Regions from separate parts of the Homo sapiens genome. Here regions 2 and 3 are each linked to region 1. Evidence: chromatin loops called from intact Hi-C (ENCODE). Cell type or tissue: heart right ventricle. All regions are shown on one strand.

What was found. A loop is a pair of places that touch in the nucleus more often than their neighbours do. Peaks named below come from ENCODE experiments on the same cell type or tissue, not always from the same donor. Only the 100,000 strongest peaks of a DNase experiment are listed, where the experiment ranks them.
Region 2: a loop joins it to region 1, with 6 times the contacts of the local background. A loop is called at or near these places in 3 of 110 quality-filtered maps.
Region 3: a loop joins it to region 1, with 4 times the contacts of the local background. A loop is called at or near these places in 7 of 110 quality-filtered maps.

The regions. Positions count from the first base shown.
Region 1 is chr11:103,678,225-103,686,224 of GRCh38, forward strand. No RefSeq gene overlaps it. Among named protein-coding and RNA genes, the nearest start is that of MIR4693, 170 kb to the right of the region's middle. RefSeq lists an enhancer at 3,717-4,435. In heart right ventricle, a CTCF peak has its summit at 4,251 (motif pointing right); a DNase peak (open chromatin) is centred at 4,277; H3K4me3 peaks cover 527 bases; H3K27ac peaks cover 1,137 bases.
Region 2 is chr11:103,734,650-103,742,649 of GRCh38, forward strand. No RefSeq gene overlaps it. Among named protein-coding and RNA genes, the nearest start is that of MIR4693, 110 kb to the right of the region's middle. RefSeq lists an enhancer at 4,523-5,068. In heart right ventricle, no CTCF peak of the experiment used is centred here; DNase peaks (open chromatin) are centred at 2,620, 3,365 and 4,574; H3K4me3 peaks cover 866 bases; H3K27ac peaks cover 4,884 bases.
Region 3 is chr11:103,868,122-103,876,121 of GRCh38, forward strand. All of the region lies in intron 3 of PDGFDDN (PDGFD downstream neighbor), which reads right to left. Among named protein-coding and RNA genes, the nearest start is that of MIR4693, 22 kb to the left of the region's middle. In heart right ventricle, no CTCF peak of the experiment used is centred here; DNase peaks (open chromatin) are centred at 2,800 and 3,050; H3K27ac peaks cover 1,374 bases.

The DNA of each region.
Region 1 (8,000 bases):
GCAGTCAGATGACCTAACATCTTTGTTCGGGACCTTCAATTAGTAACTTATTTTTTCCAAGTTTCATTTTCCAGTGTACAGGATTGGTGCGAAATAAAATTTAAAAAGTATTTGAACATATTCTGTGAAGTTCTATGCCAGTATGGAGTTATACATGGGCTATCTTAATTGGTTTAAATATATCTCTCTAATATATGGCTTCAAAAACTTCAGCCAACTGAGATTGATTTCATATGATTTTTTAAACATATAATTTTATTGAGGTGTAGTTAACATACAGTAAACCATACATATTTGCTGTAAAGTATACAATTTGCTAACTTTTGAGACATAGACACATCCATTAAATCATTGCACCATCACTACACATCCGTTATCCCCAAAGTTTCCCATGCCCATTTATAGCAGGGATCTCCTTTTTAGCACCTCCCTCATATTCTTAGATTTGGAAAGTTTGTATTGTATGCTGGTTCCAGCACCTTTGATTTTCTAAATTATGTTACTTTGTCCTGTGTTTTTTAATTTGCCACAGATCAAATAATGACACTGTTATTCATAATGTCATAATAATTTGTCTCTCTCTGCCATAGAAGTTCCAGACAATGAGTTTTATCCTTTTCAGTGTTGACAGGGGTCCTATGGTAATTATGCAGGTGACTTCTCTCAAAGGACATTTAATAGAAAACGGGATGATGCTGAGCATGTGAAGATAGAATTGACAGAGACCTTAGTACATCCTCTCATGTTTTACTCTCTAGATGTAAAGATGCTTCTTTATGTTAGAAGCAAAGAATGATGGTTGATTATAATTTCTAAAATCACCCTGCTAATTTTAAGAGGGAATAATAACCACTAACTGGAAAAGCCTTATTTTTTTTTTTATTTTTTTTGAGACAGAGTCTTGCTCTGTCGCCCAGGCTGGAGTGCCACTGGAGTGCAGTGGCGCAATCTCGGCTCACTGCAACCTCTGCCTCCTGAGTTCAAGCGATTCTTCTGCCTCAGCCTCCCGAGTAGCTGGGACTACAGGCGTGTGCCACCATGCCCGGCTAATTTTTGTATCTTTTTTAGTAGAGAAGGGGTTTCACCATATTGGCCAGGCTTGTCTAGAACTCCTGATCTCGTGATCCACCCACCTTGGCCTCCCAAAGTGCTGGGATTACAGGCATGAGCTACCGTGCCCAGCCTTATCTTTAAAAAAATGTCAATTTGAGCATTATGAAGGGAAATACAAATTCAGCAATAAGATCATATTTATTAAGTTATGAACCCTAATGTTTTATGGGAGTTTCCTTAATTCATAGGCTACTTATGTTAGAGTAGTCAAAAACCTGGGCTTTGGAATCGCATAGATCTGAGTCTTACTAGTGCTAGTGCAAGCCTGGGCCAGTGACTTAATTTTTGTGAGCCTTGATCTGTTCACCTGTAAGATGAGGATACTAACAGCACCTATGTCATAGAACTGTTGCAAAAATTAAATTGGTTGATGTGTGCAGGCCTAGCTCAGGACGCAGAGCAATCATTTCATACATGTTATGAAGATGAAGATGATTATCTCACTGTAAAATGTATATCAGCATACAGCAAATATATACGAGATTTTAGTCTAAAGGACTTTCATTAATTAATCAAATATTTATTGGTACCTACTATGTCCCAGTTCCTTTCTAGTCATGGATGACTAAAAGCACTCAGATTCTTTCATCTCAGGGCTATGCTCTGGTGCTACAAAGGCCTCAGAATTTGTCCTCGTTCCCTATAAGACCATAAGTGGTTTCCCATGGGGAACTTTTTGGGCAGTGTATAGATAGCTCAGAGGAAACTGAGAGTCTTCATGCTTTAGCCTGAATTTGTTTTATCTATCATCCCTTTCCCTGTGTAGTCTATGTATTATTTATTCCAAATAGGAATTTCATCAATACCAATCACATTTAGAGGCAATTTTCACACCTAAGCTGGGCCATTCTGTATGAATGAAGGAATGCAATTAAAAGTCCAGAGCCAAAACTCACCTAAAATAGCTGTTGAAGTAGTGTAAAGTGTTGTAAATCTTTCAAGCCCCTGCTCCTGGATGGTTTGGGGGACACAGGGAGGAAGAACCAACTGAGCACTTGATCTGATCTTTGGAGAGAAGACAATTATTGCTTATGGTTAAAAGAGATGATATGAGTGTGAAAAGGGACCCCAAAAACCACACCCACACATTGGATGGACAATTTTAGTCTTATCCTACATCTTCAAGGTCAGGCTGCCCCAGAGCCTGGGTTTTTGGAGGACATTTGTGGCTCATGTGTACTGAACCCCAAGCAATTGAATAATAATGATCTCACAACCCCCAAGCAAGGCACTTAAAAATTATTATTTACTTATTTTTAGAGAAAAGGTTTTGTTCTGCTGTCCAGGCTGGAGTGCAATGGTGCGATCATAGCTCACTGATCAAACTCCTGGGCTCAAGTAGTACTCTTTGCTCAGCCTCCCAAGCAGCTGGGACTACAAGTGCATGCCACCATGCCCTGCTATAAGTTTTTAGTCCTGAGGTAGCAGCTCTTAAGCTTAGCTGCTGCAGATTAGAAAGCTGAAAATAACCAGAGAGGAAGAGTGTTTGAGTCTAGACTGTGTTTTCTTCTCAGCCTCTAGTTAGAGATGTCTTTCCTTCCCTTTCCTCATTCCCTGCTAAGCAGGAGACTTTCAGTGGGATTCAGAGATTCATTCAGCTAAAATAACTGACAAGTATTTACTGGCCACCTAACAGAGTTTGGGCTCCAGAGATACAGTCATAGGAAAAAACAGAGCTGGCAATGTAGAGTGAGGAGACATCTGTGAAACTACAGATCTAAGTTTCAGATTATATCAATGCTTTAAAAGAAAGGCAGACGTCTTCAAAGAACACACAATAAAGGAAGCTAAACTTAGCCAAGGATCAGAGGAGGCTTCCAGGAGGAAATGACATGTGAACTGATATATAAAGAATAAATAATAATAGCTGACATTTATTCAGGTTTACTATGTGTCCAATATCATTCTAAGTGGTTTATAGGTATTGCCATGTAATCCTCACACAGCATCTTGAGGTGATACACATATGTACATCATGTGTGCATGGGTATGTGTATGTATATACGTTTACATGTGTGTGTGTATAAATGAATAGATAGATGACCTCTCCAAACCCCCAGGTCTGGTCCTCGACTCTGAAGGTGTAGCCAATCAACTATGTCCATGCTCTCAGCTGGGTGGGTCCCATCCCTCAGGGAAAATCTGGTAGTTCTAGTTAGGAGTTCCACATTTTGTACTTTCTGTGCTGTGAGTCTTTGCGCAATTGGAATTAGAAACAGAGATGATAAGAGTAACAGTGGAAAACAGAAATTACCTTTTCAGCTCTGTTTATTTCAGGCTAGAAGCAACCAGAGACTCTTTACAATTTGAGTATTAAGAATCTCAGCAAACAGCCACATTAATGTAAGAAATAGACAAAAAAAACTTGAATCAAGACCTAAAACCAGTATGGCAAAGAGATTCTGGAATAATACCAGGATGAAGACATTACCAAGACATTCCTAGCTAAGGCAACTCCCAGTACTCAAGTGAGGGGAAACTGGTGGTTAAAACTAGGCCTAGACCCTGGTGCTAATTTTCTACCCAAACCTTTAACTTGACATATAGACAGATGTATGACCTAGTGACGTTTAGTAAATGGCCTCAAGTTTATTTTTTAGATGGGATTAATTCCTCTCAATCAATCTTTTCAGCAGCGTGAGTGAGGCCTGAGAGGCACACACAGTCATTAGGACTGTGACCACCCCACCAGATGCTCCAGCAGGCAGCCTGGAAGATACCACCCGTCATGCGCTCACATGTGTCCTTTTCAGCACGAGTAGCACAGTACTGAGCACTAAGCATTTGGTGGTTCTTTATATTTAGACCACCAAATCGTGGGAAATGACTGTAACACGGAAAGAGCCTTTCTAATGGCATTGCACCATACAAATGTTCAGTGTGATTATTATAATCTCCACCAACAGAGTTGCTGTGTAATGCTGAAATGATTGTAGAACATTCCTATAGAAAAACCCTCTTACCTCGGAGCCTCTTTTCACCCCTCCTCCATCCCTGGCAGGCTATTTATGTGGTAATGTTATCTTTTGAAACTCTAATGCGCAGCAGTCCAGGTCGATCAAGCCACCTTTTAGCTTTTGCCGATTTGCTTTGAAGTTGACACCAAGGTCAGATGTTATTGTTATTGCACAGACTCAACACCAGGGGGTGATCACAGCACATCACACTAATTACCACTGCCAGACAAAGCTGAGTGCTAATCTCAGGCAGTGCACCCAGAGCAAGAAGCACGGAAGGAGCTGGGCTCACAGAAACTCTGGTCAGTAGAAGGCACAACATGCAAAGAGGCTTTTTAGTGGCACCACATGGTACAAACGTTCACTACGATTATTATAACCTCAGTGGAGCTGCTGTTTAATGCAAAAGGAGAGAACATGCCATCTCATGACTAAACAATTGCATAGGAAGCAGAATGCAGACAGTTGTCCTGCCTGTTGCCCCACAGTGCTGGGTGATTTAAAGGTGCCATTGAAACCCGATGGATGTTCCTGTCTTGGTAGCATGCAGCCTCACACACCAACTCTGTGCTCAACTAATGTATAAATCCCTACAGCTCCTCAAGTGCCAAGAATTCTTCAGGCCAGTGGTATTTGTAACTATTGTGACTCTCCAATTCTTGGAAATACTCTCATGGCAAAGCACCTCTTAAAAGAAATGTGAGAGGAGGAAATTCAGTTCAATTCTCCAGAAACTGCTCAGTGGCTGCATGAAGCACTGTTTGTGATTGCTTTTTAATGTTCAAGATGCAAGTGGCTGCTCCTTTGGGGCTGTATTTTTCCATTAGAAAACACTAATCTCCCTCCTCCTACTCCTCTGAGAGTCTAAAACAAATGTGTTTTAGCTCGTTTTCTGTTTCTCCTTCATCTGCAAACCATTGAGAACGTCACATGTTCTAGGATCCTATGATAGTGTTAGAGGCAAAGATATATGGCTCAATATTTTCAGTGAAAGTTCATGAAAGTTGATTTCTTTTTATATTAGGTTAAAGAAGCCCTAAATAAAGCATACATATGTCTCGAAAAGCACTTCATTAAGGGGGCTACTGGGATGGAAATGAACCATACATTCCTTTTTTTTTCTTTTTTATTTAAACTTTTTGTTCAATTTTGATACATATTGAAATGTGTACAAATCATGAGTGTACATCTCTGAAATTTCATAAAGTGAACACACCCATATAACCACCACCTACATTAAGAAACAGACCAGCACCCCAGCAGTCTTGGGCTGCAGTGTAAATTTACAATTCACTTATTATTTATGGGAAAATGTTGCATTCTTCAGTCTATATCATACTATGATTTGAACACATTTCCTTAGTACAGTCATATGTTATTTCTAGAGGTGTGGGACTGTGAACAAGAGTATCAGCATCACTGGAGACTCCATCAAAACTGTGAATTCTCGGATCTCACCCCTAACCTACTGAATCACAAATTCTGGTGGCAGGGCTCAGCTATTGGTGTTTTCACAAGGCTTTCTGGTGACTCAGATATACACTAGAGCTTTAGAAACTTTTTTCTTAGTGTCCACTGTTTAGCCTCAAAATTGCAACTGTGTTCTATGTTTCCTGGGTTGTAACATGTTACATTAGAATAGCGGTGATAAGACCTAATTGCTTATTTCCTTTATCCCTAACCTTTAAAATATACGTATCAGCTGTATTGAGGTATGATTCACATACAACAAAAGACCATTTTTAACGTGAAATTCAATGGGTTGTGACAAATGTTTACCATTGCTTCCCTTTCTACCCATTTCCATCTCATAGTCTCCCCAAACTTTATCAAAATTGTTGGCCTACTTATGTCTCTTCTATAACCTGCGAGCAGAATTCTCGAGGACAAAACTGCTCTATTCATCATTGAGTTCCTATCCCTTGAATGGACACAAATAAGAGGCTTCACAAATATTTGCTGAACCAATGAGTGAATAAAACTATGTACATAAAAATAACCCATCAAGAAGACTAGCTGGGTTGTAGGATGTGGGAAATAGGTGAGTCTACAAATCCTGCATAAATTTGAGGTCTGAAGTGGAGATAATTAGACGAGTGGTGTAATAACATGCTGACAGCAGTGGATTTTCCTCTCGGACCACCTGCATGTGTGGCAGACACGTTCGCTGCCCTGTCTGCATTCCCTCAGTCCATCCTGGAGGTCACCTCTGGTCAGTTCCCTTTCAGGCTGAAATGTTTCCTGTGTCTTTCTGCTTCAGGGAATTTGATGGACATCTAGTGTCTTAGTCCACAAGTGGGACAGGTCAGAAGCGTGGAAAAGTTAAAACTACAGAAGGAATTCCTGACCAACGAGGGTCGTTTTTGGTGGATAACTGCCTCGCTTCCTCGTCCATGTGGGGGACAGTTCTGAGGTGTGCTCCACACACTTTCTCAGCAGTTCCTACTGGGTTGCAGCCCCAGTTACTTACACATTAAATCCCCTTCTTTGGCTTTCCTTCCTTCCCAGCCTCTCCTCTCTGCTTCTTCATAGTACTGCCTGGGTTCTCCTCCTCAAAAACCTGCTTGTACTCAAATCTTTGATGCAGGGTCTGCTTTTGAGAGAACCTAAACTAAGGATCTGCTTTTGAGAGAATCTAAACCCAAACCCTTAAATTTGCCTCTTTCTCACTTTGTGACCTTGAGTAATTTAGTTCCATTTCTGGCATTGTCTATTTGTTCATTTATAAGATAGGGATAATATTACTTATGTTTTAGGATTGTTGTATAAAATCCTATTCAGTACCTGTAATGTTATAGGTATTTAGGAGTTAACAACTATTTTAGCTATCATACACATCTGACTTCCCTAACTAAGATTTTCCAAAAGAGATGACCCCACGGAGTTAACCCTATAACAGTGCAATTCTTAAAGCATTAGAGGGTTACATGGATGAAAGAACGTCTGAGAGCCAGCTCCTCCACTTTCTCTGATAGTACTCTGGGCTCTGCATGCTCTGAAATTCCTGTTTCCCTTCTGGGAAAATCTGGAATTTCACAGAGACAGAGAAAGTCTTTCACTGTCTTACATGGGCTCTCAGGGAATTAGTTCAACAAATACTTACTGAATGCCATTATAGGGGAAGTGCTGTTTTAAGTAGTAAGAAACAGCAGTGCATAAATCAAGTCCCTGCTTTCAAGGAGCTTATATTCCAGGGGTGAGAATTTGGATCATTAAGAAATAATGAAACAAATATATGATAACGAGAAAAAACCCAGGAAATGCAGAATAAAGAGGATAGTTATGAAGCAAGTATCATTCTAATACCCAAACTAGGAAAGGACATAACCAAAAGAGAAAACTACAGACCAAAATCCCTGATGAGCATAGATGCAAAAATCCTCAACAAAATACTAGCTAACTGAATCCAACGGCATCTCAAAAAGATAATCCACCATGATCAAGTGGGTTTCATGCCAGGCATGCAGGGATGGTTTAACATATGCAAGTCAATAAATGTGATACACCACATAAACAGATTTGAAAACAAAAATCACACAATCATCTCAATAGATGCAGAAAAAGAATTGGCAAAATCCAAATCTCTTTATGAGTAAAACCCTCAGTAAAATCAACATAGAAGGGACACACCTTAAGATAATAAAAGCCATCTATGACAAACTCACATTATACTGAATGGGGAAAAGTTGAAAGCATTCCCCCTGAGAACTGGAACAATATAAGGAGGCCCACTTTTACCACTTCTGTTCAACATAGTACTGGAAGTCCTAGCCAGAGCAATCACACAAGAGAAAGAGGGCATCCAAATCGGTAAAGAGGAAGTCAAACTGTCACTCTTTGCTGATCACATTATCTTATACCTAGAGAACCCTAAAGACTTATCCAAAAAGCTCCTAGAACTGATAAATGAATACAGCAATAAGTTTCAGG
Region 2 (8,000 bases), 56 kb after region 1:
TACCAAACAAACAGAAAATCAGACCAGCCCAGGAAATACAAAAACATCCCAGAAGTAGCCAATAGACAATTCAAGGCAGCTGACTAGGAAGGGTGGAGGGAACTCAGCCCTCTCATCTTTGAGTGAGATTTACTTTCCTAGGGTGCTCACTGGATCCAAGATGGTGCCCTGATTCCATCTCCAGTGTAGAGTGCCCATTGGGCACTCAGGAATTTGTCTTACCCCTGTGAAGAGCCTGGACCATTGGCATTGTGGCAGAAGAACAAGGAGACAGACAGAAGGGATCACTTAACCCAGTTGCTCCAAAAGCCTGTGAAATAAGAATTTGCCTACCTCTCTTCAAGGAAATTTTAGGACATATGTCCTCCTGGTGTGAGTTGTGGGTTTCCTATCCAAAGGCCAAATGCATGGGCTGGCTTTTGTGCACCCAGCCACATGCATAAGATTAATAAGTGTTTGCAGTCTCCCAAGCCTGGTGTGAAAACCACAAAGTAGGACATTGTGCCTTAACAGGTTGTACATGTGAGTTTCAACTTTACATTGATCTTCTATGGATAACTTTAAAGCTTTTTTTTTTTTAATTTGTGTTTCCAGTAGTCAACTTTGAAAAATATCATGATCAAAGGTAAGATGCTATTGCATGAAACATTTAAATTACATTTCTTGGAAACTGACTTTGGAGATTTGTTCCTTGATTCCAGTGTTTTAATCATCTTGCTCGGTGACCTGCTGCATGACTCATCCTGATCCCTAGAGGCTTTCTCTCTTCTTTCTACCTAGATGTTCAACTCTCTTCTTTCTACCTGGAAGTAGTATTTTGTTCATTGCACTTGGTAAGTTCGGACAGGGTCAAATCCTGCCTCTGCCAGTTACCAGGTCTTTCACTCTGGACAAATTATTTAGCCTTTCTGTCTTCTTTTGGGGATGTTAACAAGAATACACATCACAGAGGACTAAAGTAAGGATTGAAGAAGATTGTGTATGCAAAGCACTTAGCACTGTGCCTGACTCACAGTAGTACTCAATACATGCTATTTTTACATGCTTCTGGCACAGGCAGCCCTGACTTACAAATACCTGATTTACTGTGCCCTGTACACGTGAAGAGGATGAAACATTACGAAGGCACTCCAAGAGCCTGCTGCCAACACCAGAAACCCGACTGTTCTAGCTAAACCCCTGATTGCTTCTAAACCAATTACTCAGAAGATGCACAATTCACAGTTTCAGAATCCATATACAGTTCACCAGTCCTCTGTCTGCCTAACTCAATCTCATACCATCACAGAACTAGAACACTTAGATTAGGGCGTCTGGGGTCTATGTTTTTGGCATTCTGCCTCAGAATGAGTGTCCTGATGTTGATACCAGGAGCCAAAAATGCAAATTAAGAAGGGTGATCATGGACCAGCTTGTGGCCTAATGGGGCAGAGGTAACTAACATGTGTGGTCCCAGACTATTATAAGGAACAATTCAATTAAGCCCCAATATGTGCTTTCCAAACCCAAAGGGCACTATACCAGGCAAAGTGTCTTGCCCTTAAATTTGAAGGGGAGCGAAAAATACCAAACTGTAAAATATCTTCATTGGGTTTGTTCCCCTAGCTCCCTGCATTTGCATGAACATGCTAGTCAGTTCAGAATCCTGTGTTTATACCTTTCATTTGGTCAGAAAGATAAAAGATATAAAGAAAGTTTCCCTATTTCTCTTCCCAACTGGCTCCCTGTGTCTGAGTTCCAAGCCACAGCATGTGACAATGGGAAATCTTATCTGTTCCAGTTATTTGCTCTTTGTAGATCTAAAACAGTTTAAGTTATAACAGCATTCCCTAGGCCTTCAGCACAAATAATTCACACTTGCAACCACACTCACAGTTACCGCAGTGTGGTATCATAAAGACTTCAGTTCTGCAAGAGACACTAAATTTAATACCAGCCTTCAGGAGCCAAAAGCCATTGCTCAGTCCTTTGCAGAGAAACCGATTTAATTAAGATGTTTTATGTCCACTTTTACACTTTTAAATGTAGAAATCTAAACATCTATAATATTAAATAATTCTGTCTTTAGAAGCATATTTTTCTCAAAAAAAAAAAAAAAAAAACCAGACTGGCAGGTTTTCATTTACACAAAATATTCCAGCATCAAGAGCCTTCTCAATTAGTTGCCAGGCTTCACTTTGTCTCAGTAAATTAGCAGAATGTAAATGAGCCAAGGTCCATGAAAAATCTCCTCATTGATTGCTTCTCTTGGTTTTGCCTCAAACCCTTCAGGGCTCGAATATTTGACAGTACGCTTTCAACTTACACACTATTTGCATGAAACTGACAGAGCTTTAAAATTTTTTTTTTTAGTCAGAGTGCCTAGAAATGCTCACAATGCATTTTAACAAGTGATAGGCCAGTCTTTCTTCAGGAATATTTGCTTTGAAAGGGTAAGAAATAATTAGACTAGCATGTGCTATCTTTGGTGAGGGTTGGCAACTTAGAACTTGGGAGCTGTTGGCAGGCCCTGGCAGTCATTGTTGGTGTTGTGGGAAGCCTTTCCAGAAGTGTGTCCAAAAATTGTAAGTGGACTCGTTCTGACCTTTTCTGGCCCTGGTCCCACCCTGTTAAAACAAGGTTTTCAGGGTAGGATTCCAAAAGGCAGAGTTGAGGTAGGAAAGCGGGACAGGATGTCATGGAGTGGAAAAAAAAATCACCAATAGTCTAGGGAATTGGGACCTCATTTGAGTCCCGGTTCTGACACTATGTGACCTTGGACAAGCTACTATTCCTGACAACAGCTTCCCCTGGGCTGTGGTACAGAGAGATTGCATGTTGGAGCAATTCCTAGCACCCACCAGTTATAGCACTGTTACTTCTACAAAAGAAAACATATAGAAATGCAAGTAAAAGCTAGGTTCTTACAGAGATAACATGGAACGCACATAAATTTCTTTTTAGAAAAAAATTACTGGCAAATTTTGGTAGTTTATTATTAGTTATCCAATTATACATAACACCCCTGTAGCCCTGTGGCTGAGAGCCAATGATGTTTCACTCTCCAAATGTAATATTTAATTATTGGAAGACTTTTCTGAGAGTTACCTTGATACAGAGGTTTAACTAAAAAAGCAAAAGTTGAACTCTCTCATCTGTAAGTGGGAATCAGCAACAATGACTGCTCCATCCTCTAGGGTTTGCTGTGAGGAGCTATAGAATGTTGCTGAATATAAAGGGCTTTGTGTAAGTGGAAAGGGGGTATCCGTGCATAGATGCCTGGAATGCTGTGTGCAGGATTGGAGGCACCACAGAGAGAGCATGAAGGTATGTGGATTAACATCACGAGGCAGGATGGGAGAGACTCTTGCGGAGAGGCCCAGGGCCCACAGTTGCTGGCAGAGCTCCCAGCAGAAACCTTGGCATGCAGTAAGAGATCTGTAGGTATCCACTGAATGGATGAATGAGTGAATGTTTCAATGAGTAAGTGAATGAATGGTGGAACAAAACTACACAATAGGTTCTGGATTATGAGTTCCAAAACAATGGATTACATTGAAACTCCTATTTCACCCTTGAGCTCTGGTGCATGTGCTAGGTCTGAGAGGGATGGTTCCAGTGACAGATGTTTATGACCAGTCTCAGTAATAGGAAGCAGAGTGTAGAGATTTAGGGCAGGGGCTTTTACATCAGATTGCCTGGGTCCAAATCCCAGATCTACCATGAGCTATTTGAGATGCTCATCATTATCTCTAACACTTCTGTGCCTTAGTTTCTGTAATATGGGGAAGAAGATGGTAATGAAGATGATGAAGATGATGGTGACTACCTCATAATATTCTCATAAGGATTAAATGAGTCAGTACACACAAAGTGTTTAGACAGTGCTTGAAGTTCTCAAAAAATTTTAGTTATTGCATTTGGACAATGAAGTATCATTGGGACCTAACTGTTTGCACTATACTTATAAATATATATATACTACTTCTAAGCAGTTTCACTTGAACTTGAGTGGGAGTTCATGCCCTGGGGAATAAAAAGGCTTAGTATTTGAAGTCAGGGAAACAAAGCCTGAAAACTTGCTCTGATTCTTACTGAGTAAACTTGGACAAATAAATCATTTTTCCTTTTTGAGGCCCAATTCCCAACATGCAAAACAGGGAAAGTAATGATGATACCTTATATGGCTGTCATGAGGAGTAAATTAAATAATACATATGAAAGGGATTTATAAACCTTAAAGACTACTTAACAATTATTGTGGGAAGCAGCCAAGATGGCCAAAGAGGAACAGCTCCAGTCTACAGCTCCCAGCGTGAGCGACACAAAAGATGGGTGATTTCTGCATTTCCATCCTAGGTACCAGGTTCATCTCACTAGGGAGTGCCAGACAGTGGGCACAGGACAGTGGGTGCAGCATACCGTACACGAGCTGAAGCAGGGCGAGGCATTGCCTCACTCGGGAAGCACAAGGGGTCAGGAAGTTCCCTTTCCTAGTCAAAGAAAGGGGTGACAGAGGGCACCTGGAAAATGGGGTCACTCCCACCCGAATACTGCGCATTTCCGACGGGCTTAAAAAACGGTGCACCACGAGATTATATCCCGCACATGGCTGGGAAGGTCCTGGCAGCGAGACGCCCACGGAGTCTCCTGATGGCTAGCACAGCAGTCTGAGATCAAACTGCAAGGCAGCAGCGAGGCTGGGGGAGGGGTGCCCGCCATTTCCCAGGCTTGCTTAGGTAAACAAAGCAGCCAGGAAACTCGAACTGGGTGGAGCCCACCACAGCTCAAGGAGGCCTGCCTGCCTCTGTAGGCTCCACCTCTGGGGGCAGGGCACAGACAAACAAAAAGACAGCAGTAACCTCCGCAGACTTAAATGTCCCTGTCTGACAGCTTTGAAGAGAGCAGTGGTTCTCCCAGTACACAGCTGGAGATCTGAGAACGGGCAGAATGCCTCTTCAAGTGGGTCCCTGACCCCCCACCCCCGAGCAGCCTAACTGGGAGGCACCCCCCAGTAGGGGCAGACTGACACCTCACACGGCTAGGTAGTCCTCTGAGACAAAACTTCCAGAGGAAGGCTCCAATTAAAAGACACAGACTGGCAAATTGGATAAAGACTCAAGACCCATCAGTGTGCTCTATTCAGGAAACCCATCTCATGTGCAGAGACACATAGAGGCTCAAAATAAAAGGATGGAGGAAGATCTACCAAGCAAATGGAAAACAAAAAAAGGCAGGGGTTGCAATCCTAGTCTCTGATAAAACAGACTTTAAAACGACAAAGTTCAAAAGAGACAAAGAAGGCCATTACATAATGGTAAAGGGATCAATTCAACAAGAAGAGCTAACTATCCTAAATATATATGCACCCAATACAAGAGCACCCAGATTCATAAAGCAAGTCCTAAGAGACCCACAAAGAGTCTTAGACTGCCACACAATAATAATGGGAGACTTTAACACCCCACTGTCAATATTAGACGGATCAACGAGACAGAATGTTAACAAGGATACCCAGGAATTGAACTCAGCTCTGCACCCAGCGGACCTAATAGACATCTACAGAACTCTCCACCCCAAATCAACAGAATATACATTTTTTTCAGCACCACACCACACCTATTCCAAAATTGACCACATAGTTGGAAGTAAAGCTCTCCTCAGCAAATGTAAAAGAACAGAAATTATAACAAACTGTCTCTCAGACCACAGTGCAATCAAACTAGAACTCAGGATTAGGAAACTCACTCAAAACCACTCAACCACATGGAAACTGAACAACCTGCTCCTGAATGACTACTCGGTACATAATGAAATGAAGGCAGAAATAAAGATGTTCTTTGAAACCAATGAGAACAAAGATACAACATACCAGAATCTCTGGGACACATTCAAAGCAGTGTGTAGAGGCAAATTTATAGCACTAAATGCCCACAAGAGAAAGCAGGAAAGATCCAAAATTGACACCCTAACATCACAATTAAAAGAACTAGAAAAGCAAGAGCAAACACATTCAAAAGCTAGCAGAAGGCAAGAAATAACTAAAATCAGAGCAGAACTGAAGGAAATAGAGAAACAAAAAACCCTTCAAAAAATTAATGAATCCAGGAGCTGGTTTTTTGAAAGGATCAACAAAATTGATAGACCACTAGCAAGACTAATAAAGAAGAAAAGAGAGAAGAATCAAATAGACGCAATAAAAAATGATAAAGGGGATATCACCACCGATCCCACAGAAATACAAACTACCATCAGAGAATGCTACAAACACCTCTACACAAATAAACTAGAAAATCTAGAAGAAATGGATAAATTCCTCGACACACACACCCTCCCAAGACTAAACCAGGAAGAAGTTGAATCTCCGAATAGACCAATAACAGGCTCTGAAATTGTGGCAATAATCAATAGCTTACCAACAAAAAAGAGTCCAGGACCAGATGGATTCACAGCTGAATTGTACCTGAGGTACAAGGAGGAATTGGTACCATTCCTTCTGAAACTATTCCAATCAACAGAAAAAGAGGGAATCCTCCCTAACTCATTTTATGAGGCCAGCATCATCCTGATACCAAAGCCAGGCAGAGACACAACCAAAAAAGAGAATTTTATACCAATATCCTTGATGAACATTGATGCAAAAATCCTCAATAAAATACTGGCAAACCAAATCCAGGAGCACATCAAAAAGCGTATACACCATGATCAAGTGGGCTTCAACCCTGGGATGCAAGGCTGGTTCAATATACGCAAATCAATAAATGTAATCCAGCATATAAACAGAACCAAAGACAAAAACCACATGATTATCTCAATACATGCAGAAAAAGCCTTTGACAAAATTCAACAACCCTTCATGCTAAAAACTCTCAATAAATTAGGTATTGTTGGGATGTATCTCAAAATAATAAGAGCTATCTATGAAAAACCCACAGCCAATATCATACTGAATGGGCAAAAACTGGAAGCATTCCCTTTGAAAACTGGCACAAGACAGGGATGCCCTCTCTCACCACTCCTATTCAACATAGTGTTGGAAGCTCTGGCCAGGGCAATTAGGCAGGAGAAGGAAATAAAGGGTATTCAATTAGGAAAAGAGGAAGTCAAATTGTCCCTGTTTGCAGATGACATGATTGTATATCTAGAAAACCCCATTGTCTCAGCCCAAAATCTCCTTAAGCTGATAAGCAACTTCAGCAAAGTCTCAGGATACAAAATCAATGTACAAAAATCACAAGCACTCTTATACACCAATAACAGACAAACAGAGAGCCAAATCATGAGTGAACTCCCATTCACAATTGCTTCAAAGAGAATAAAATACCTAGGAATCCAACTTACAAGGGACACGAAGGACCTCTTCAAGGAGAACTACAAACCACTGCTCAATGAAATAAAAGAGGATACAAACAAATGGAAGAACATTCCATGCTCATGGGTAGGAAGAATCAATATCATGAAAATGGCCATACTGCCCAAGGTAATTTATAGATTCAATGCCATCCCCATCAAGCTACCAATTACTTTCTTCACAGAACTGGAAAAAACTACTGTAAAGTTCATATGGAACCAAAAAAGAGCTCTCATCGCCAAGTCAATCCTAAGCCAAAAGAACAAAGCTGGAGGCATCATGCTACCTGACTTCAAACTATACTACAAGGCTACAGTAACCAAAACAGCATGGTACAGGTACCAAAACAGAGATATAGAGCAATGGAACAGAACAGAGCCCTCAGAAATAATGCAGCATATCTACAACTATCAGATCTTTGACAAACCTAAGAAAAATAAGCAATGGGAAAAGGATTCCCTATTTAATAAATGGTGCTGGGAAAACTGGCTAGCCATATGTAGAAAGCTGAAACTGGATCCCTTCCTTATACCTTATACAAAAATTAATTCAAGATGGATTAAAGACTTAAACGTTAGACCTAAAACCATAAAAACCCTAGAAGAATACCTAGGCATTACCATTCAGGACATAGGCATGGGCAAGGACTTCATGTCTAAAACACCAAAAG
Region 3 (8,000 bases), 190 kb after region 1:
TATTCAGATCAATAGCTGCATACCAAGTGCCAGAATTAATGTTGATTTGTTCTAGAAAAGATAATATATCTAGAATAGCAGCAGCAATTACAGCCACCATCTGATTAAGTTAACAATAGTCTCTGGTCATTCTCCAAGATCGACCTGACTTTATTAGAGGCTTAATTGGTGAGATAAATGGGGATGTGATAGGTATCACCACCTCTGCTATATTTAAATCTTTGATAGTAGCATTAATCTTGGCAATTTTTCTAGGGATGAGATATTGCTTGTAGTTTACTATCTTGATAGTGAAGAAATGTTCCAGGGGCTTTCATTTAGTCCTGACATAATCACCCTCACCCTATGGTCAGAGAGCCAATGTGGGTACAAACTGAGCCAGTTGTGATACTATTTATTATTTGATCACTGTAAGCCCCACTTTGACTATCAGGCCATACTGGCATTTTGGGTCCCCAGGAATTGTCATTAATTCAGATGACTATCCAATAATTTCCCCCAAAGGTTTGAGTATTTCCTTCTCTCCAGCACATTCTCACTCTAATTAGTGGCCACAGGATTCTGTTTACACCCCTTCAATTAAGGGCTGCTGAGTCTGTGAATTGACTAAGGTCTGGAAACTCAGGGAGAGGCCATGACTCTTCAATGTGGGGACTCAAGTTTTTTGCTCTAGATTTAGAGTTTATTTGATCAGTCAAGAAACACTTTAGTAGGCTATGTATCTATTTAATTCCCTGGAAACCATGATCAGTTAACCTACTGACAGATATTCTTGTGTGTCCAAGCATTTTGATTATTGGTACCTCTCTGATATCTATTATGATAAATATTACCACCTTCCCTTTCAGGCTAAGTGCTGCCACTTGGTCTAACACCTTTAGAATTCACTCCTGAGCATGTTCCCTGAGTTTCTTTACATATGCAGTAGCAAAGTCTTGCAATTCTTTTGGTTTGTAAGCTACAATGTCATGAGTTATAGTGTGTCCCGGCCCCTTGGAGCATGGTGAAATTTCACCCTAGTTATGGGTCTAGTGGCGACAAAGTGTGGTTATGGTAAGTCTTGAGAGAAATGAGCATCCATTTTCAAGGCTCTTGCCCCAGGTGAGGTTATCACAGGATTTCCAAGCAAGGTAGGCAACAAAGAGGAACCTAATTCTCTAGATAAGGAAGACTCAAAATCACATGGGAATTCCCAATTTTCAGCTTTCTCTGGATCCAACCAGATGCCGACATTCTAAGTTTAAGGATTTCATCATTTTCTAATCAATGTCTTCAACTTCACATTGGGAAACTTGACAAGACTGTGGATTTAACTTTTGGAATTCAGCAGTCCATGCAACTAAATGGTTGCTTTTTATTTTCAGCAATATTAGCACTGTGGCTACAAGAAAAAGGAAATCCTTTCAAAGCTGTCACGGAAGTTCTCTAGTTCTCAGATAGTCACTTAAGCTAAAAGTTGAAGAATCTGAGCATGTCATTTTCTTTTTTGTAAGTACTCAAGTGCATTTAAAAAATCAATCTCAAATCATAGTCCTTGTAGTCATCATTAGCCATAAAAGTAAAGTGCAGCAACCACTTTGGATCCTATGGTGCTTGTTTCAGTTGGCTCTTCGTCACAGTAAACCACAAGTTACAGCTTGATTAGTTACTATATCACTTTATACCATGGATTCCTAGTATCCTATTCCCCATAGTCAAGGAGCTCAGCCCTGCACTTCAACCCATGTGCATGATCTAAACAATACAAGAAGGCCTACCAAACAAAATGCCTCTTTTTTATGGTAGGTGACATGGAGTGAATCAACTCTTCTTTCATCTTGGAAGTAATATCTTGACAATTTCTGAATCCCATCTTTGTGAAACTAGTTCCACTACCAATTCTTTATCAGTTGACTTTCAGTTAGGAGACAGTAATCATACAGGAAAAGTTTAATATAGAGGATTATTCACTATAACAGAGGAGTAACTATGAGACGCTATAAATACATAAAAAGAACTCTAAAGAATACCCTAGGTCTGAGGGAGAGTACCTGAAGAAGACAAAATTTGGAAGGGAAGCCCCCTCCCTAAGCTGAGATTTAGACCTCTTTTGAGGTACAGTTTCAATTCATTTGTTGGAGAAGATCTCTGAGCCACTCCAGTATAGCAGTCACCCCATGTCTACAGGGCATACTTTCCAAGACACCCAGTGGATACCCGAAACAGAAGGTAGTACCAGACCTGACTGCTGTCAATCCAAACATGTTTCTGTTCATGTTTTCCACTCACAGATTTAATGCCTTTTCCTTGGTAATTTAGTACTTAACATGCACTGTAGCTATAACTTTTGCAGTTTGAGGTGGGATAGCAACTAGCATGAGTTTCTTTTTCCTTCTTCCCAATTTCATGAATAGAAGATTTGTTCTTACCATACATCTTAGCAACCTCAACCTATAATTTTTTCTCATCTCTTATCAAGTTGAGAACTTTCACTTTTTCATACAAAGGAAGCATTTTACTGCTTCTCTTTGGCACATCTGAATTGCTAGTAACACTACTTTTGTACCCTGGGGCCATTGTAACACTACAACCTATAATTTTTTTATTTCTTATCAAGTTGAGAACTTTCACTTTTTCAAAAAAAGGAAGCATTTTACTGCTTCCCTTTGGCATATCTGAATTGCTAGTAACATGACATTTGTGCTCTGGGCCCATCTAAGTAAAATAAGGGTGGCTAGAACACAAGCACTGCAATACTGAGACAGTTGATCTAATAACTGAGATGGCTCCTAAGCAACGAAAGGCGGGTGGCGTGTACAGCGTGGACATGCTGGAAAAAGGAGTGATTCATGTCCCGGGTGGGACAGAGCAGGACAGCACAAGATTTCATCACACTTCTCAGAACAGCATGTGATTTAAAATTTATGAATTATTTCTGGAACTTTCCATTTAATGTTTTCAGAACACAGTTGAGCACTGAATTCCTGGAAAGTGGAAACACAGATGAAGCCAAGGGTGGGGACTACTGTACTAGGCAAGCAGAAGACAGCCTCTGGGGTGGGTCTGGCTAAGGCTGTTGGTGGGGCTGGGCAGACAGGAGTTGAGTGCAAGCTCACTCACGGGCAAGGCAACCTGAGGCCTGGGATGCATGTTGCCTACATTGAAAGGGCCATGGCAAGGGGGTCGACTGGTCAGGGTCAGGGCTGCAAACTGGCCGAAGGACTGAAAGCTCCAAGAAAGTGTATGTGCTAAAGATGCTCTGGAAGTTGGCAGCAGACAGTTCAAGAAAGACAATGTAGGACACACAGGGTGTTGCACTGCTACTGACCTCTACCAGTGGTGAGACCCTCATGCCATTCACAGTTGTAGGAGAGTGAGTCAGATTGGTTGAACTTAAGATTCCTTTTCTTGGTGAGAAGATTACTTGTTCACTCAAAGGCTGCACATAACATGGGATTACTGAGATATCAGGTGCTAATAGGACTGAGGGATTAGATGGTAGACTGTCAAAAATTGACAGAGGTTCCTCAAACAGTTCCTGTTCATGATACCCCTTTTTGGGTGACTGAGAGATAAAGATTCCAGGTCTTGTTCCTTTAAGTTAAGGTATGCTATATGTGTGAAAGATCAGTTGAGTTTAAACAATTTCTAATCCTTCATTCAGCCAATCAATCAGTCATCTATTCACCAAACATGCATCAAATGTACATAAAGTGCAAAATCCCATTCTGGATCAATTAAATGCCCCTGCCACGCATTCATGCCTTCTCCTTTCATCCCTCTCATTCCTGCTCTTAGACTTTTAAGAATTTATATAATGGAGCCCCCAAATCCTCAGTTATTCAATCCCTCATGTATGTCATTAAAGTTTTTTCCACCAACATCTTCCCCTCAGCCTTCCCTCCTGTTTCCCAGCCTTGGTCATTTGAGCATTGGTTTGAGTCTCCATCCCAGGAAGGACAGGGAAGGAAAATGAGGTCAACCTGGACACATCTCATCTCCAAGACTATGTTTAACAGCTCTGGCAGGAGATTTTAACACAGGAAATTGCATAAAATATGTTTCAGGGATTATTTTTGGATTTCAGTGACCCATGTTCTTCCTGGCACTGATCATCAGAGCTAACTGAAAACTAGTGTTGATTAAAAAAAAAAAAAAAAAAAAAAAAGCCTGTGGGTTAAAACGGTAGCCACAAGCACTCCAGAAGGCAGCCACGGTGTGAAGAAGAGTACAAAGTCTTAATTCAACTTCTGGCTTTCCTTCTTAGTAACTGCGTGAGCTGTTTTATTGCTTTTTGAAACACAGAAACATGCAATGTGCACATACAAATATTCACGTGCATGTACACACGAATACTTTGTAGGTACAAAAGCCATAGAGGGTAGCAGCTAAGGCTGTGGGCTCTGGATGCAGATGGAGCTGGTGTTAAAATCTCGCCCTATCATTTTACTAGTTGTATAACTTTCAGCCACTTACCTTCTTTTAGCATTAATTTCTGCAGGTGCAAAATGGGACTAATTATAGTACTTATTTCATGAGGTTGTTGCAATAATTAAAAGAAATAATGCATGTAAGACTGTTAGTAAATGTTTGGCATGTAAAGAGCACCTAATAATAAGCAGTGGCTACTATTATATACACACACATATACATTATACATACATGCATAAGGCCATTTCAGTCAATGATAAACTGCATATACAATGATGATTCCGTATAATTATAATAGACCTGAAAAATTCCTATAGCCTAGTGACTACATAATATCCATCATAATGCTATTGCACAATGCATCACTCATGTGTTTGTGGTGATGTTGGTGTAAACAAACCTACTGCGCTGCCAGTCACATAAAAGTATAGGCTGGGCATGGTGGTGTAATCTTAGCACTTTGGGAGGTGGAATCAGGAGGATCACATGAGTCAGGAGTTTGACACCAGCTTGGTCAACATACCGAGACTCTATCTCTATCCCCCACAAAAAGAAAAAAGAAAATATAGCACATACAATTATGTACAGTACATGTACTTGATAATGATAATATATGACTATATTACTGGTTTATGTATTTACTATCTTATGCTTTTTCTTGCCGTTTTAGAGTGTGTTCCTTCCATTTATTAAAAACAAAGTTAACTGTAAAGCAGTCTTAGCCATGTCTTTCAAAAGATATTACAGAAGAAAGTATTCTAGTCACAGGAGATGACAGCTCCATGCATGTTACTGCCCCCTGAAGACCTTCCAGTGTGACAAAATGTGGAGATGGAAAATAGTGATATTGATGATCCTGACCCTGTGTATGCCTAGGCTCATGTGTGTGTTTGTATCTTAGTTTACAACAAAAAAATTTAAAAAAGAAAAAGAAAAAAAAACATAAAAGCTTATATAATAAGGATATAGAGAAAGAAAATATTTTGTACAGCTGTAAAATGTATTTGTGTTTAAAGCTATTATTACAAAAGAGTAAAAAAATTATAAAATTAAAAACTTGAAACAGTAAAATGTTACAGTAAGCTAAGGTTAATTTATTATTAAAGAAAGACATTTTTAATAAATTTAATGCCATGTAAGCATATAGCATTTATATGCACATAACTTATTCAATTTCTTTATTTAATTGCATATAATTCTCAAAAGACATTTCCCCCTATGGGACATGAGCTCTAAACAGAAAAAGTCTGCCACTCTAACTTCTAAAATATTGTTTGACTAAGTTATTTTCTAAATTTCTAAAAGAAAAAATCAGAAAATTCACATCAATGCTAGTACCCTCAGCAATACAGAAACAAAGCTAGTGTTTTTTTTTTTTTTTCCCTCGAAAGAAGCTCTCATTTTTCTAATGTTTTCCCTTAGGTACTATGTGCACTACAACTATGGACAGAGTGACTACTGGCAGAAATGAACCCATGTGAGAATTCTGGGATCGAAGAGAACAAGGAGCTAAAGGAAGTCAGTTGGATGATGTAGGAGGGAGGCTCCTGTTTTTCTGACATCACTGCCAGATGAAGCACCAAATAATTAGAAAGCTTTCACTCCATTTGCCTTGGATAGATTTAAAGGCTAGGCACAGTCATTTGTGTTAGTTAAAATCTCTGAAACCTTAAAAATAAATAAATAAATAAATAAAATCAAGTCTGTGGTAGTATACAGCAATGTCCTCGGCCTTCACATTCCCTCACCAGTCACTCACTCACTCACCTAGAGCAACTTCTAGTCCTGACAGCACTGTACATGCCCTGTATAGGTATACCATTTTTATCATTTATACTATATTTTTATTGTATCTTTTAAGTGTTTAGGTTTACAAATACTACTGTGCTACAATTGCCTACAGGATTCAGTACAGTAGCAATCTGCACAGGTTTGTAGCCTAGGAGCCATAGGCTATGCCATATAGCCCAGACGTGCCATAGGCAATATCCTCCAGGCTCTGTAAGTGCATGCTATGATGTTTGCACCACAACAAAATCACCTAACTATGCATTTATCAGAAGGTACTCCTGTCACTAAGCAAAGCATGACTATACCTATAACCTTGAATTACTAGCTGTGTGACCTTTATATACCCCTTAACCTCTCTGAGCTGCCTTTGCAATTTGACATCAATAACCAACTCCAGGTTTGCTGTCAGGATTAAAGAAGAAGAGTAGCTAACATTTACTGAGCTCTTACTACTGTATATAAAAGGTCCTCATACAATATACAGTACTATCAGGTATAAGATATTATTGTGCACAGCAGCTGGTTAAAGGATTCTCAACAGAAGAATGAAATTCACATTCACTTCACAATCACCCTCTGATTAAAATGCCACTTGGGAAGTACAGACCTTTCATTCTGAAATGATCCACATTCCAAACAAAAGGTTAAATAGAAAGTTACCACTTTGACTTCGCAATCAAAGGTAAGTTCAATCTGTCAGCCTGTATTTATGAGGCAGAGAGGGAGCAATGACAATACTCTGAAATGAAGTTCACCTTGTTCAAGAGATGCTTTTCTGTGGAACACTGAAAACCAATACTCTGAAGCCTCTGGCACAGTTGAACTCTCCTTCCAGGTGAAAGAGAGGGCACAGAACCAGTAGGATATATATGTACACACACACACACACACACACACACAGAGAGAGAGAGAGAGAGAGAGAGAGAGAAAGAGGGATTTTAAGGAATCAGCCCCTGGTTTTGGGGCTAGTAAATCTGAAACTTGTAGGGCGGACTAGCAGACTGGTAACTCAGGCAGGATTTCTATGCTGCAGTCTTGAGGCAGAATACCTTCTTTTTCAGGAAACCTCAGTCTTTGCTTCTCCCCACCCCCCCTGCTGAGACGGAGGTTCGCTCTTGTTGCCCAGGCTGGAATGAAATGGCACGATCTCGGCTCACTGCAACCTCCGCCCCTGGGGTTCAAGTGGTTCTCCTGCCTCAGCCTCCCGAGTAGCTGGGATTACAGACATGCATCACCATGCCTGGCTAATTTTGCATTTTTAGTAGAGACGGGGTTTCTCCATGTTGGTCAGGCTGGTCTGGAACTCCCGACCTCAGGTGATCCGCCCGCCTTGGCCTCCCCAGTCTTTGCTCTTAAGGCCTTCAACTGATTGTAGGAGGACCGCTCACACTAAGGAGAGTAATCTGCTTTACTTAAATATTGTAAATGTTAATTACATTCACAAATACCTTCACAGCAACATCTAGACTAGTATTTGACCAAACACCTAGGTACCTTAGCCTCACCAAGTTGACATATAAAGTTAATCATAACAATGAGGGAAAATAATGACTAATTTTGCTTGGGTGGTTAAGAAAACCCATAGAGAGGCAATATATGAGTTTTAGTCTTTAAGAAGTAGGAGGAAGTGGGGCAAGGCTTTTCTCTAAGGAAACAAAATATGCACAAAAACTTCTGTCAGAAGCAGCCACCAACCCACCAAGGCCTGACCAAGAGCGTGTGCTCCAGGAAGAGGCACTTTCTCAGTGCAGCTGAGCAGAGCAGCCCACAGGCCTGGGGAAAAGGAGGCCCGAAAGGCT